Regions from separate parts of the Mus musculus genome. Here region 2 is linked to region 1. Evidence: chromatin contacts called from ENCODE Hi-C or POLR2A ChIA-PET data. All regions are on one chromosome and are shown on one strand. Each heading gives the region's core, a stretch centred on a gene start or an enhancer-like site at or near the end of the contact. The rest is flanking DNA. Distances are from core to core; before and after follow the strand shown. Region 1 holds the start of Slc25a13 (solute carrier family 25 (mitochondrial carrier, adenine nucleotide translocator), member 13). Region 2 holds the start of Dlx5 (distal-less homeobox 5).

What was found. Hi-C counts contacts between places; a loop is a spot of excess contacts on that map. ChIA-PET counts read pairs that join two places held with the same protein, here RNA polymerase II (POLR2A).
Region 2: a loop to region 1 is called in a map of left cerebral cortex, with 1.8 times the contacts of the local background. The contact joins the promoter of Dlx5 here to the promoter of Slc25a13 in region 1. A Hi-C loop is called at or near these places in 2 of 37 maps with a recorded cell type or tissue (Patski and left cerebral cortex). POLR2A ChIA-PET finds 5 or more read pairs at or near these places in 1 of 5 experiments (embryonic stem cell).

The regions. Positions count from the first base shown.
Region 1 is chr6:6,213,762-6,219,202 of GRCm38, forward strand. It overlaps Slc25a13 (solute carrier family 25 (mitochondrial carrier, adenine nucleotide translocator), member 13), which reads right to left and starts at 3,412. Exons shown (of 18, transcript NM_001177572.1): 1 at 3,235-3,412. The coding sequence starts at 3,249.
Region 2 is chr6:6,878,828-6,884,268 of GRCm38, forward strand. Dlx5 (distal-less homeobox 5) reads right to left here and starts at 3,241. Exons shown (of 3, transcript NM_010056.3): 1 at 2,705-3,241; 2 at 699-883. The coding sequence starts at 3,059.

The sequences.
Region 1 (5,441 bases), core at 2,162-4,661:
CAATTGAATGACTTGTCACAGCAACAACACACCCTAAGACAGAAGACAACATCAGCAACATAAACTCTGGTCCCCGACAGAGCACTCACTTTTCTAAATTGGTGCTTGCATTTTATCATCAGATTATTTTCTTTAGTCCGAGGCTAATTTAAACCCAGCAATGTACTGATGTCTGGATTTACACATGAGCATCCCTGAGTCTTAGGGCTGAACTTAAATGAGCATTTTCTAAGTTTTCAGTTTCAAGTAGTTTAATTCAATCATCCTTAATGCAGAAACTTAACCAGTGCCAAAGACGCTTCTGAGATAATCTCGACCATGCTAATTCAGATCATTATTTCATGAAGAAAAAAAAAAAGTAACTCTTTTACTGCTGGGCAGTGATTTGATGGGGAAAGCCAAAATAGAAAGATACAGAAGAAATAAATTATTACATTTGAGTCACTACAAAGACCCAGGAATTAGGATAAGATCAGTAAATTGCTCTGGCTACATCTTTCCAGTCTGTCTACTTAAACATTCCAGTGGTTTACTATAGCAAAATAGAACACATCGAATTCTCTCATATCTGTTGGGTTCCCAAGCTCACAGGCCAGTTTTGTGCTACTTCACTGGGGTGGGCTTTTCTTTCTCACAAGCTCCTCAAATCCTTTACAAGTATGTTATTTCTACCCCTAGCTGAGATTTTTCCAGTCTATCGCTCAGTGTTCAACTAACTGTCAACATGGCTTATTACACTCCAAGGAAAAAGTAAGACACACAGATTTTAAGTCAGCATTGGGCAGAACTAACTGGAAGCTGGAAGAAGCGATCAATAAAAATGATAGGCAAATGCAGCTCAATGGGACACATTCATTCTTGGACTAGGATGGACCCACAACACCTTCACCTGGGACCTTTTAACTGTACACTGAGTATACTGTCCTTGACCTATAATTAAAGACATTACAAAAAAATGGTCTTATGGAATCCACAGATGTGGATTTGTGTGTGGCTCTCAGTGGTTTTCGAATCCAGTTCAGATATATCATAAACAAGGACAAAGTTGAGCCTGGTATGGTCATATTTCTTTATCCCTGCCCTTGGGAAGAAGAGGCAATGGAATCTCCATGCCACCCTGATATACACAGCAAACTCCAGATCAGCCAAGGCTACTTAGTAAGACTCAGCCAAAAAAAGAAAAAGAAAAAAGACAAAAGACATAGAGAGTAACTGCCCAGATAACAGTTCAAAGTGAAGTCTCTCCAAGCAACTGGTCTATCTTTGTTTTGGCAGCTAGACAATGCTGTCACCTGTGCCAAGCACACGTTTGGTTTCTATTAATCTAAGTTCATCTTACTTTCTCGTTATTTGTTTGTTGTTGCTGTTGTTGTTGAAGACAGGGTTTTTTAGTTTAACAGCTCGTGTCTATCCTGGAATTCACTTTATAGAGCAAGCTGGCCCCTGCCTCCAATGCACTGGGATTAAACCTGTGTGCCACAATGCCCAGCTTCTCCTTACCTTCTCTTTATCCTGACTTTCTCATCCACTTACAGTTGGTTTTGTTATATCCTATTGGAAGGTATTCTATATCTATATATGTCAGCCATCCGAACTGAAGAGAGGTGACTGTCAGTGAATAAATAACAAAGAAGGCAGGTTTCAAAGGGTAAAGGTGACAGGAATGTTTCAGTTTCCTTGGCCTCCTGATTTGGATAAAAACCAACTCTCCCTGATAGGATGTGTCTCAATTACAAAAAATGCAACTAAAAAGTTGAGCCTGCTTCTTCACTTGTTACTTCGTATCTGCCCAGTCTTCTATTCTGTTTCTAGGCATATGTCTCAATTTAGTGCCCATCAATACTGCATCTCCAATTAAAGTAACGTAAATCAAGTGACAAAACTCCCACACAGGTATATAAATGATGAGTGGGTATTTACTCCAGAGAACTGATTTATACCAATCGTTATATCATGCAAAGTTAATGCAAAGAAAGGGGCTATTGGCTTGAAAGAACTAAAGTAGCTTCAGAAATAAATCAAAGTGCCCATCCACAGACTCATGCGCAAATACACCCAGTGCACACTCCTGAGGGTTACAGAGGAAGGAAGGCCACTTAAGGCACTGAGTCTAGGAACAAGAAAACTGAGGATTTGGGGAGCCTGGAGAGACTAGTCATAGAACACTATTTAAATATATTTGTCTGCTTACAATTTCCATTGCAAATGTGATTAGTTTGCCTGAATAAATCAGAATATGATGTGGTGGCCATGTTTTCCTCTTCAGGGTTATCACAGAGTTTTGATTAAGGACAAATGTTTGAAATGTTGGGTATATTTAAGTTCACTGCACTTAAAATGATCTAAGAAGTTGTATAGGCTTGATTAAAGGGCTGCCTTCGTGAACTTAAAATTAAAAGCAATAAATTCCAATGACTCGAGTGATTGGGACTGAATATGGTATTCTGCCAGAAAAGTTGAAATGCAGTCCAGAGAGGCTGAAATGGTGTGCAGGTTTGAAGAACCGGTGAAAGAGGAAAGGTCAACCTGTCAGAGCTGCCTTCTCCCTGGGTTCGTGAACGATTCACATTACACAGAATTCCTTTTAAGTAGAACTTCACAGGAGTGACATGCTCCCAGCACAATCTGTTTTGTCATTTTCAAAAAGAAGCCTCTCTGAGGCTCAGAGGCTGCCTTGTAAGTGTTGTCAGATGGAGAGAGAAAGGGGAAGGATGGAAGATGGGAGGTGGGGGTGGGGGTGGGGAAGGGTCCAGGGCTAGCTGCGCACAGACGCAGGCCAAGTCTCCCAGTTTCCAAAACGGAAGTCAAGGTGACTTCCCTACCAGCGGGAGGGCGGAACCCTTGAAATGTAATAGGATAGGCTTCAGGCCCAGTTGGGGCCCCTGGAAGGAGAAACTCAGGTCAACAACAGTCGGGTCAGAAGCAGGAGAACCCCAAAGTAGCAGAAGGGTTTGTGTGTCCCTGGGCTCTTCCCTGCCCCAGGCTACCTGGCCCCATTCGCGCGCTCCTCCTTGCTGGCCAGGGCTCGGTCCCGCGGGACACCGCTCCTGGCCAGACCAAGTGGGAGTGTCCGGCTGGCAAAGTTTCTGTAGCACGATCGGGCCGCGGTACCCACGCGGCCACAAGTGCAGTCCCCTGTGCCCCTTCCTCCCTCAGCTGCAAGGTGGAACCTCGCATCTACTACCCCGGCTGGACCCCTCTGGGCTCCAGATCGCCCCGGCCCGCCGTTCTTACCTTGGCGGCCGCCATGCTTCGGCCGGGGTACAGGCGGCTTTGAGACCTGCTCTCTGGTTGGATTGCACCGGGGACCCCGGCGACTCACTTCCCGTCCCGAGCAGAGGTGGGGGCGGTGATTCTGCCCGGCAGCGTGCGCGCCTGGCCTGCTTCCCCACGCCCTCCTGGCGCGGGTCATGCGGGTGCCGTCAGCCCATTGGCTGGGCCCGGCCAGGGCCTCCCGGGCGCGCGTGATCTAAAGGCCTCTGCCCTGTAGCCAGGGAGGGCCTCAGTATGGGAGCTACTGAGGGGCCAGGACACGTGACTCAGACTGTGCTGTCCAGCTTTAGTAGCCATTGTCGTGTATACCCCGGGGGCAAGGGAGAAATGCAAGCCACTGTCTCAAAAGACCGGGGACTTGGTGAGCTGAAGCTGCAGCTTGGGCTGAGGCCAAGGGCTGGCTAGGTCAGTGTCCATGAGAGAGCCAAGTAAGAGTGGTTACCACACAACACCTGGACGTTGACATACATACTCTCATAGATGCACACATTGGGTCAGGTTCTTGCCAGATTCACCTTGGTTTTTGCTTCAAGATGGACCCCACTTTAATGCCATCATGAAATCCCTGAAGTATTGACTAATAGAAGAAAAGATAACAAGCAGGTGACTAGCCTCCTTTGTGGCTCTAACTTGATAAACTCTTGAATATGGTATAGAACACACATTTGTAACAACTCTATTTTGCAACAACTATATGAGGACAAAAGAGGTCAAGGCCTCAAAGAGGTGACAAACTTAAAAAAAAAACAAAAAAACAAAAACAAAAAAAAACCCTACGAGCTATTGTTTGCTCTCAGGACACCATAAGAACAATGAAAACAGGAAAGGCTCTCAGAGATTACTCCTGAGGTAAGACTGTCAGTCCAATGCGTAGATAGCAAGAGATGCTCCAACCATGACGAATGAGAGGAGACAGGAGACCCAGAATTGCTGAGGAACCCAAGGGTTTAGTCAGAGAAGGCAACCTAAATTTAGGGACTGCTGGAGGAAGAGTATGGGCAACAGGAAAGACCTGAAGGTGCCTTCTAAGGCTGGAATCAGTATACTGTAAGTACTAATGTCGTTAGGGTTCCACTCAGTTGCCATAATGTATCCCAGATTCACAAGTTAGAAACTAAATCAGGAGTATGAAACACTCAAGTCCTATGGGCTCTGCCCTAAGGTCTGCATCAATGGCTTCATAAAAAGGGGCTTGTAACCCTTCCATTCTCAGCTCCAGAAAGGTGAGAGCTGGTGAACCAAGAGTTCCAGGCCACCCTTATCTATATAAGGAGACGTGTCAAAAAAGAAAGAGAAGAAACAAGCTCATAGAAGTAAGTCTACTCTCATTGTCCTCTGCCGTGCGAAGCTAGAGCTTTCCTCTCTCTGGAAGATACAGTACTCAGAGAAACATCTCGGAAACAGAGACAAGACCTTGACTTGTTGAAATTGTGATCCTAGAGTCCATAGCCAGGGTGACAACTACGAGGAATACGTTTTTAGCCTTACTCTCAGGCACTGTGTGGTAGCAACATGAACCAGGCTAACACTGGTATGATAACACTGGGCATGAGTCAGGACTAAACTATCAGAATATTCCAACAAGATGGGTTGGAGTGAGACAGGACTCTGTCTAGTGTATGAAAAGCCCAAGAAAGAAGCATTTGCCTTCCCGAGGGCTCGCGGTGCTCCTGTCTCAGGAGACAGTGAGCATCCCGTTTTTCTCTAACTCTGCTTCTGGAGTGTGAGTTCACTGCTGTCTGTAATCTCCCTGTCTCCCATTTAGAAAGTCATGGTGGCACCATCTGTAAGGCTATTCTAGAATTTGGATGGTTGGGAAAGCTCAAGGCTGCCTGGGATACATGATAAGATCTTGCCCACAAGAAACAAACATGAAAAAGCACTTTCAATGGCATTTAACAGTGAGAGACCACTCAGAGAATCCAAGCTCGCGCCCCCACCTCCAATCCTCAATCCCACTTCTGAGCTTTCTGTCATAAAAAGGAATATGATCAATAGGACCTACGAAGTAGACATCTTTTAACCCACTAAACACATCATACTGTAAAAATAGATTGTAAACTTGAGTTTAAGTTATTTCATTCTCAGTTAATTCTCACAATGACATAAGTGACATGTCGCATTGATGCCTTCTCTATCCCAGAACAGTCTTCCCACCACCATCATTT
Region 2 (5,441 bases), core at 1,991-4,490, 660 kb after region 1:
GCTTGGGCCAAACTGTAGGTGCACTGTGCCAAGGGAAAGGAGAGATTGTCCAATCTCCTGTCCAACTCCCTTCAGTCCCCTCGGCACTGGGAGGCCAGACTCTGCCTGAAGCTCTGGGCTGCGACTTGAACATTCCTTATTCTAGGCCCCAGCGGGCGGGGTTGGGAGGGAAAAGAAGGGGACAATCCCGGAGGGTTTCCCCGTACAACAGCGCCCCCCACCTCGCGACCTTCAGGCTGCTGAGGCTTGATCTGCCTCAGGGATAGGGTCGACCGGGACAGGACGATCCAGGCCTTTGCATGGCTGGAGACTCATCATCAGGCCAATAGTAAGGCAAGCTTCTCACTGTGAAGGGACCCAGACCTTTTTCAAGAGCGCGAGGCAGATTCCCCCTCCTCCCAGAAATACCCCTTCTCTTGTTTTCACTATGGAACCTTGGTCCCCAGCCTTTGGTGGTTAAAGCAGGGGTGGGTTTGGGTGGGAGGGGATGGCGGCAACTCGGGACAAACGACGAATCCCGCGCCCACCGCCACGTGGGCCTGGCTCATGGAGGGAAAGATGCATCGGTTGGTGTCTTTCTATCTGTGAATTTCTGCAAAGTGCTAGAGAATCGGCTCCAGCCAGTCGGGACCGAACCTTGCAGCCGAGCTGGGCTTGCAGGCGAGGCGGGGCCGGTACTTGGCGGCGGCCGGATTTACCTGTGTTTGCGTCAGTCCTAGAGAGGCGGCCAACTCCGCGCGTTCTGGCAGGGCGAGGTACTGAGTCTTCTGAAACCTTCTCTGTAAAGCGGCCAGCTGAAAGCTGGAATAAATAGTCCTGGGTTTACGAACTTTCTTTGGTTTACCATTCACCATCCTCACCTCTGGCTCCGCCACTTCTTTCTCTAAATAACCAAAACAGACTAGGTTAGAGCTTCCTGGCAGACAATGGCTCGTTTGCACAGGCCCTCAAATCAGCGAGATTTTGTTTGTTTTGAAATATGTAGTCATCTTTCTCTTTCCCAATATCACAATCTTGGCTTTTCAAACCCCAGAGAAATCTGTCCCATCCTCAGATCATACATGGAAGAGCTGGCGAGTCTCTGACTACTAGCCACTGTGTGCGTGGGGCACTTTGTACACATCAAGTTCTTCGCTTTAGGGATGGAACCCTTTGGAGATGCTTATTTTTCTCATTATTTTTTCCCTCCCTGTATTCACCTTGTGTGTTTCTGGGACGCGAATAGCCACTCCAATCCCTGGGCGTCACGCGAGGAGGCCCCTGGGCCATGACCCTCTGTCGGCGTCTGTTCGGGCGCCCGCAGAGGCTAGACGCTTGGGCAGGGAAGACGCTAGCCAAGGGCTCCAAAGTTCAAAGACCGACAAGCAAACTATGTTCCTTCACTACAGCGGCAAGCGGTCGGTCGGGGCTGCGGCAGACAGAGAGCCGATTATGTAGTCCCCATAATCTCACTGCAGATCTGAGAGGGCACAGATGTGTCTGGTTTCTTTCACAAATAGACTTAATATGTTCTTGACCAAAAAAAAAAAAAAAAAAAATCCTCTCCCTATGCAAGGATACAGAGACAGCAAGAGGAGCAGACTCAAACTTCCATCAACAATGTATTGCAAAGGAATCTGTAGTAAGGATATTTTCGTAGTAAAGGGGAGGAACCAAGGAAGAATTCTCACTGTCATAAATGTACCCCGCTGGGGTCCTGTGAATCCGTGTTTTGCTAATGTGCCCCTAGGCCACATGGCCCCTTTTCCCCCTTCAGTCCTGAAAGGAGTGGAAGAGTCGGTGTATGAAGCTGCTGCCAGAGGAAGGGTGGAGAAGGAGGGAGGGCTGCGGTCTCCGCTCTACTGGAGTAGGGGATGCTAATATTAGCAGCCTTATTAATGTGTCGGTGAGGGGAGATCAAAATCGACTAGTAAAATTTCTCCACTGAGACTTCACGCCTCTCATTTACCGCCCAAGCTCTCTACCCCACTGTAACGCTCTAAGGAAGTTTCACAGTGGACGGAAAGGGGAGTCTGTGGGGAAGAAGGAAGGCAGACAAATTCTAGGCACTTACGGAGAGAGCACTCGATGGAGTGTGTGTGTGTGTGTGGGGGGGGGTCCCTCTAACAGAGTGAACTCTCGGCAATCCTCCGCTATTTTAAATGACTTTTTGTATTTGGAAATACCTTGGATAAACCGCAAAGTTCCCTGTTCGCTTTTCTGTCAGGCTGCAGCCCTCCGGCCCCCAGGTCACCCGGTGTGCTGCCCGCACCCTCCATGAGAGGCCTCGGGGCGCTTCGCTGGCTAATCCAGACTAGATCTCACCAACTCAGCACGCTCACCCAGAATTCCAACTAACTTTCCTTTTATTACGCAAACACCACTAGGGCTGCTTGATTTCACCCACCCCCCGCCCCCCAAATCCCTTAGCCTCTTTGCAGCCAAGCTGGCTTTCTGGCTAGGCCAGCTAGGAATCCAGCTAAGGAGGGATCCTCGAGCAGCGCCAGAGGCAAAACACCCGATTAAACCTCTTCAAAAGTCCTCCACTGCCCCCCCCCCCATGCCGGTGTGAGGTGCTGTCCTGTTTGCAGTCCCAGGCCCCCACTCGCTTCTGCGAAGCACCCTTCTATGGGTGCGGACAGCGTGGCCCTCATCTACCACCCAACTTGGCGCCCGCGGGGTTACGGATGCCCTGGGTACCTGCCTCCCGCCCCCGCGCGCCTACCTGGCTGGCTGGTGGCACTCGGGACGCGGTTGTAGGCGCCGCCGTACTGGTGGTAGGGGCTGGCGTAGCCGTAGTCGGCATAAGCCTTGGCCGGGTAGCCGGCTGCGGAGCCGTTCACGCCGTGGTACTGGTACTGGTAGGGGTTGAGCGCTTTGCCATAAGAAGCAGAGGTAGGAGAGCAGTAGCCGTGCGGGGCGGCCCCCGCGGGACTGTAGTAGTCAGAATCGGTGGCCGAGGACTCGGGCAAAGTTGGCGATTCCTGAGACGGGTGGTGCATGGCGGCGGACGTCGGGAACGGAGCTTGGAAGTCGCCGGATCGGATGCTTGGGACTCTTCTGTCAAACACTCCTGTCATAGCTCCCGGGCGGTGGCTGTTCTTCTACTGCGGCGGCCGCTGCTGCCTGAATTGGCTGTGGAGCTGCTCTGGTCTAAGCAGACATGGCTGTGGGAGCGAGGGAGGAGGAGGAAGAGGAGGAGGCGGCGGCGGCGGCGGGGAGGAGGAGGAGGAGGAGGCTGGGAGTCGTGGAGGCTCTGTCTCCCGCAGGCTGACTGCTGGCTGAGGCGCAGCACAGCCTTGGTTAAATCCTTAATTGCGCGCTTACGCACAGCGGGGTGGATCGGGTTCCATTGGCCAGGGCTTCGGGAGCAGAGCAACACCCTAACTCGTCCAACTAGTTTTAGCACAACAAAGCATTGCTTAAAGAGAGAGAGAGAGAGAGAGAGAGAGAGAGAGAGAGAGAGAGAGAGAGAGAGAGAGAGAGAGAGGCGTACAAGGAGAGAGAGAGTGTGTGTGTGTGTGTGTGTGTGTGTGTGTGTGTGAGAGAGAGAGAGAGAGAGAGAGAGAGAGAGAGAGAGAGAGAGAGAGAGAGAGAATATGAGTTGTTCCCTGTTGGGGGAGGGAGGGTCTCAGTCGATCTCTTTTTAGTGAATAGCTTCGACAAACCAAGCAGTCCCAGGGCCTAGCTCCGTGCTGTTTGAAGACAACGTGTTCCAATCAGCAATCTCAAAAGTACAGTTTAGAGGATGCGGTTCTTGATGCTCTTTTCTTGCTCCACACCTACCAGTCCTCTCCCCCCTCCTCCGACGGAGACTGTAGGAGAGAGCACCGCTGTGGGACTGTGTGCAGAGGAGGAGCAGTGTTAGATGGCAGTGAGAACAAATGGAGAACAGCATTGTCTTAGTGGGATGATGGGAAGCAAGTTGCAACTAATTTATGTTGAAAATTTGTAAACTGGAAAACAGTTGGACACGCAGCAAGCGCTTTTGCAGAAGCCCCTGTTTCTCAGGACTCCACAGAGATGTCCAAGAATCTAGACGTCCCCAGTGGCAACTGAAGTCTTTACAGGGACTGCTGAAAATCAATGTCTTTCATTCCTGAATACCTTGCCACTGCCTGAACTCTCTTAGTTGGCTTTCCCAGAGAGCTGAGCAGCCTTTTGGTTTTTTGCTCAATATCCTCGACTACTTGGAAGCTTCTAGAATGGCTCTTGTCTCAGTTCAGGAGCCAGATTCCTGCAAACGTGAATTGATTTGGGTGTGTGACCTATAGTGTGCCTCCAGACCAAATGGAGTATGAAGACCGAAAAGTAGGCAAGGAACCAAGTCCGCTTGGGAGATGGGGTTTCGATCATGGACGACCCTCTCCTGGTTCCATTACCTACATCCACTCCAATCCCCCTCTCAATTCTTGAGTTTGGGTTCTGTAGCATCCCCCATTATTTCCTGCCTACTGAGCATCTTCGTTTATGTACAAAGGGAGCAGGGTTCAAGACTCATACACTGGCCACAGACCACCAGAAGAAGTTTATTTTGTCAACATGGGCTTTTCCTCTAGTTATGATTGAGTGAGGCCTTAGGAATGTGTTCTGATCCTCACTCAATGCTGTGTCTACTCCCCTCAAAAATGAGTTGTATCCTATTTTGGGCCTCCTTTTGGCCAGGAACCTGGGAGTGTCATTGAATGTTCAGGGTGGAATCTTCTGGTTCCTCTTCTGGTTCCCCTTTTGCCAGGGGAAGAAGTGAAAATCTGCCTGAGTTTTGTCTGAGGTTACTTTGTTCTTGTTTTGGCAACCAAGGACTCCAAGCCTCTGTCAGAGAGCTGGAAGCAGGAGGTCAGTCCCTCTCTGGAATCTGGAGCTGCAACTGGAAGCAGCAACACGTGCCTCAGGTGCACATGGGCCCCATAAACCCAGGCTACTGTTGCTTTTCCTTGGCTGTACAACTTCAGCTTTTGTCAACAACGAGAGGGAGCTAGCATGCAGCAGGGCCACCCCTTTCTTCATCTGGAGTCCCTACTTGCAGCCTTGGTGTCTCTAGATTTCCCTTCTGACACAGATGTGTGGGTTTAACAAATGTTTGCTGTTCCTTGACACTGATCCCTTGCCTTTGATTTTCATGTGGCTGTCCAGGCTCTAGATTTGCACTGAGTGTCTTCAAGGAGGCAAACGTACTGCTGACCTTACTGGATTATGATTGCGGTCTGCTCTAAAGATGCTCACCTAATCCATGGGGCCTTACAAATCAATGCCTTGAGCTGGTCAAAGTGTTCAGAGGTTATAAAAAAAAAAAGTGCAGAGAGATGGGTGATCCCATCACAGGCCCCAATTTTATTTACTATAAATTTAAATGTAATAACCAGGAGGAAAAAGGTCAGCATGGTCATTATCGCCAGAAGGAGTCTAATAGTTCTCTTAAACCTTGGTGAGAAGGCAGCTTCCCATGACCCTGATACTGGAAA